Linked DNA regions of Homo sapiens: region 2 is linked to region 1. Evidence: chromatin loops called from intact Hi-C (ENCODE). Cell type or tissue: dorsolateral prefrontal cortex. All regions are shown on one strand.

The links. Peaks named below come from ENCODE experiments on the same cell type or tissue, not always from the same donor. Only the 100,000 strongest peaks of a DNase experiment are listed, where the experiment ranks them.
Region 2: it touches region 1 in a loop (5-fold over the local background); 8 of 110 quality-filtered maps call a loop at or near these places.

The regions. Positions count from the first base shown.
Region 1 is chr10:121,601,192-121,603,691 of GRCh38, reverse strand. No RefSeq gene overlaps it. Among named protein-coding and RNA genes, the nearest start is that of FGFR2, 4.0 kb to the right of the region's middle. In dorsolateral prefrontal cortex, no CTCF peak of the experiment used is centred here; no DNase peak of the experiment used is centred here; H3K27ac peaks cover 584 bases.
Region 2 is chr10:121,326,273-121,328,772 of GRCh38, reverse strand. No RefSeq gene overlaps it. Among named protein-coding and RNA genes, the nearest start is that of LINC01153, 150 kb to the right of the region's middle. In dorsolateral prefrontal cortex, no CTCF peak of the experiment used is centred here; no DNase peak of the experiment used is centred here.

The DNA.
Region 1 (2,500 bases):
GCGCCACTGCACTTCAGCCTGGGTGACAGGGCGAGACTCTGTCTCAAAAAAAAAAAAAAAAGTATTAATAATAATAAACTAATTAAAAAAGGACAGTTATAATAAAAGTTATATGAATATGGTCTCTCAATTAAAATATCTTATTGTACTATGCTCACCTATTTTCAGACTGCAGCTGAACTCAGGTAACTGAGGGTAACTGAAACCATGGCAAAGGAAACTGCATATCAGGGTGGACTACTGTGTATGGATAGTAATCCTCAAGAGACTTGCTCGTGTGTCAAAGTTTCTCCAAACCATGAGGACCACCTGAATAAAAATGTCTAAGCGAGGCTGGGCATGGTGGCTCACGCCTGTAATCTCAGTGCTTTGGGAGGCTAAGGAGGGAGGATCACTTGAGGCCAGGAGTTTGAGACCAGCCTGGGCAACATAATGAGACCCCTGTCTCTACAAAAAATACAAAAATTAGCTGGGCATGGTGGTGCATGCCTATAGTCCCAGCTACTCAGGAGGCTGAGGTGGGAAGCTTGCGTGAGCTCAGGAGTTGGAGGCTGCAGTGAGCTGTGATTGTGCCACTGCCCTCCAGTCTGGGTGACAGAGAAAGATCCTGTCTCAAAAAACCGAACCAAACCAAAACAAAAACAATTAAGTGCCGGGTGCGGTGGCTCACGCCTGTAATCCCAGCACTTTGGGAGGCAGGTGGATCACTTGGTGAAATGCCATCTCTACTAAAAATATAAAAAAATTAGCCGGGCGTGGTGGCAGGCGCTTGTAGTCCCAGCTACTTGGGAGGCTGAGGCAGGAGAATCACTTGAACCCAGGAGGCAGAGGTTGTAGTGAGCCAAGATCACGCTACTGCACTCTGGATGACAGAGCAAGACTCCATCTCAAAAAAAACCAAAAAACAAAAACAAAAACAAAGGCAAAAACAAAACAACCAAAAAAACCCGAACAAATAAAAAAACAAAAACAAAGAAAAACTAAGTGCTTGTCACGTCCTAACTCATTTCATCCTCTTAGTGATCCTATTAAAGATCTAGGAGAGGCCGGGTGCGGTGGCTCACGCCTGTAATCCCAGCACTTTGGGAGGCCGAGGCGGGTGGATCACGAGGTCAGCAGTTCAAGACCAGCTTGGCCAAGATGGTGAAACCCCATCTCTACTAAAAATACAAAAAATTAGCTGGGCGCGGTGGCAGGCACCTGTAGTCCCAGCTACTCAGGAGGCTGAGGAAGGAGAATCATTTGAACCCTGAGGGTGGAGGCTGCAGTGAGCCGAGATCGTGCCACTGCATTCCAGCCTGGGTGACAGAGTGAAACTCTGTCTCAAAAAAAAAAAAGAAAAAAAAAATCCAGGAAATAAGAACCATTATTTTCCCCATTTTACAGCTGAGAAAATGGAAAACTCAGATAACTCAAGCAACTGGCCTGAGGTAACACAGCGTTTGTTTGTTTGTTTGTTTGTTTTTTTTGAGACGGAGTTTCTCTCTTGTTACCCAGGCGGGAGTGCAATGGCACGATCTCGGCTCACCGCAACCTCTGCCTCCTAGGTTCAAGTGATTCTCCCGGCTCAGCCTCCTGAGTAGCTGAGATTACAGGCATGTACGACCATGCCCAGCTAATTTTGTATTTTTAGTAGAGACGGGGTTTCTCCATGTTGGTCAGGCTGGTCTTGAACTCCTGACCTCAGGTGATCCACTTGCCTCGGCCTCCCAAAGTGCTGGGATTACAGGTGTGAGCCACCATGCCAGGCCTTTTTTTGTTGTTTTTTGAGAGGGAATCTTGCTCTGTCACCCAGGCTGGAGTGCAGTGGGGCGATCTCAGCTCACTGCAACCTCAGCCTCCTGGGTTCAAGCGATTCACATGCCTTAGCTTCCAGAGTATGTGGGATTACAGGCATGCGCCACCACAAGCGGCCAATTTTTGTGTTTTTAGTGGAGACGGCATTTCACCATGTTGGTCAGCCTGGTCTCGACTTCCTGCCTTCAAGTGATCCGCCTGCCTCGGCCTCCCAAAGTGCTGGAATTACAGGCGTGAGCCACTGCGCCCGGCCACAGGTCACAAAGCTATTGAGTAAAGAAAGCTGCATCCAGCCTCTCACCTTAAGAAAGCCATTCCCCTTTGCCTCAAAGTGAGGCTATACTTCCAGAAGGACTTTGTCTCCGGGGAAGCCTTGGCTTTGGAATTCAGGCCCAGTTCTAAGTTTAAAATCATTGATGCTGTTCAGTAGTGGGATCAATGATTTTGCTTCACTTAAATGCCACAAGCTCCCTGAAGATGGGCTGGAGCTGTCACAGCATCCAGCCCCTCCCCTTACCCAGAAGTAAATACTCTTATCATAGTCCTCCGACTATTCTATATCCTTCCATTTGAGTGCTTCTTTTATGCCGAGGGCACTATTGAGATGTAGCTTAGAGAATGAAATTCCTGGTGTTGCAGGGAGCTCAGATCCACCCGGGAAGGTTCATGAGCACTTCATGTCAGCAGCCTTTATTTCATCTAA
Region 2 (2,500 bases), 270 kb after region 1:
AGGAGAAGGAGCGGCGTCCTCCACTGTCATTGAGCTCACAGCCTCGAGGGCACAGAGGGTATAAAGCTCAATAACCAACATGTTCCAGTGTTATACAAATGGCCAACAAGCCCATGAAAAGATGCTCAACATCTTTAGCCACTGACAAAAAGTAAATCAAAATCACAGTGAGGCCGGGCACGGTGGCTCACACCTGTAATCCCAGCACTTTGGGAGGCCGAGGTCAGGAGTTCGAAACCAACCTAGCCAACATAGTGAAACCCCATATTTACTAAAAACAAACAAACAAACAAACAAACATTAGCCGGCTGTGGTGGCATGCACCTGTAGTCCCAGCTACTCGGGAGGCTGGGGCAGGAGAATGGCTTGAACCTGGGAGGCAGAGGTTGCAGTGAGCCAAGATCGCACTACTGCACTCCAGCCTGGGCAACAGAGTTAGACTCTGTCTCAAAAATAAAACCACAATGAGGAACTACTTCATATCCACTAGGATGGCAATAATAATAATAATAATAATAATAATAATAATAATAAAAAAAGAAAAAAAGTGTTGGTGAGGATATGGAGAATTGGAACCCTCACACACTACTGCTGGGAATGTAAAATAGTGCAGCCACTATGGAGACAGTTTGGAGTTTCCTCAAACATTTAATCATAGAATTAGCCTATGATCCAGCAATTCTACTCCTAAGTATATACCCTAAAGAACTGAAAACAGCCATTAAAGAAATACATGAATGTTTACAGCAGACCTATTTACAATAGCCAAAAGATGTGGACATCTCAAATGTCTATCAACAAATGAATAAAAATGTGGCATAGCCATACAATGGAATAGTATTCAGCCATAAAAAGGAACAAAGTGCTGATACATGCTACGACATGGATGAACCTTGAAAATACTATGTTAGGTGAAAGAAGCCAGACACTAAGGGTTACATATTGAATGATTCAATTTACATGAAATATCAAAAATTGGTACATCCATAGAGACAGAAAGATTTGTGGTTGCCAGAACTGGGGGCAGGTGGGAATGGGGAGTGGCTGCTTAATGGCTACGGAATTTCCTTTCGAAGTGATGAAAATTCTTAGAATTAACGGTAATACATGCACAACATTGTGAATGTACTTAATGCCATTAAATTGTACTTTTTTTTTTTTTTTGAGATGGAGTCTCACTCTGTCACCCAGGCTGGAATGCAGTAGCGTGATCTCAGCTCACTGCAATCTCTGCTTCCTGGATTCAAGCGATTGTCCTGTCTCAGCCTCCTGAGTAGCTGGGACTACAGGCACGTGCCACCACATCCGGCTAATTTTTTGTATTTTTAATAGAGTTGGGGTTTCACCATGTCAGCCAGAGATGGTCTTGATCTCCTGACGTCGTCATCTGCCGGCCTCGGCCTCCCAAAGTGCTAGGATTACAGATGTGAGCCACCGCGCCCACCCTAAATTGTACATTTTAAGTGGTTTTATTTTATATCAATTTTACCCCAATATATTAGTGAAAAAAAATACGGACAACTACTTATGGTTTAATGAGGACTATATGAGAAGTGTGGTCCCAGCACTGTAGGGACATGGGCGGAGAGAGACTGCCCCTGTCTAGGGGTGTTGGAAAGGACAGGTTTGTGGAAGGAGATGACCTCATCTGTAAGGATCTTGAAAGAAGGGTGCTCCACGTAGAGGGAGGTATGAGTATGGAAATGTGAATAAGCATGATTTGCTTTTGAAACATGAGACCTCTTACCTCTTGCAAGGTTGGCAAGTAGAACAGGCTAAAAATGGCGTAATGAAATTAAAAGAGCAAACTAACATTTATTGGGCATCACTATGGGCCAGGCAGCATGTTAAGGACTTTGTGTCCATTAGGTTAATTCTCCCAACAATTCTAATTTCTTTTTTTCTTTTTGTTGAGACAGAGTCTTGTTCTGTTGCCCAACCTGGAGTGCAGTGGCATGATCTTGGCTCACTGCAACCTCCACCTCCCAGGTTCAAGTGATACACCTGCCTCAGCCTCCTGAGTAGCTGGGATTACAGGATGTGCCACCACACCTGGCTAACTTTTGTATTTTTTTTAGTAGAGACAGGGTTTCACCATGTTGGTCAGGCTGGTCTCAAAATCCTGACCTCGTGATCCGCCCTCCTTGGCCTCTCAAAATGCTGGGATTACAGACGTGAGCCACCGTGCCTGGCCAACTTTAATTTCTTTTTCCAGTTTTCATCACTGATGTAGCTGGTGTGAGAGAAGGCAATTTGTCCAACGTTGTGTGGAATCTTCATTTGCACAACTATATCTAAAGAGCACACACAGAGGTGGGTGTTTGTAAAAAGATGAGCATGAGGTGTCATCCCTCCTGCTTAATGCCCCTTTATAAATTCCAACCTGCATTCAGGGATGGCAGGAGAAGCTTAGTTCTTAGAACCAAATATAAATGTGTGTGTTATCGATCTCCTGTGTGTTAGGTTACAGGAGACAGTTGTGAGATGGTGCTACTTTTTA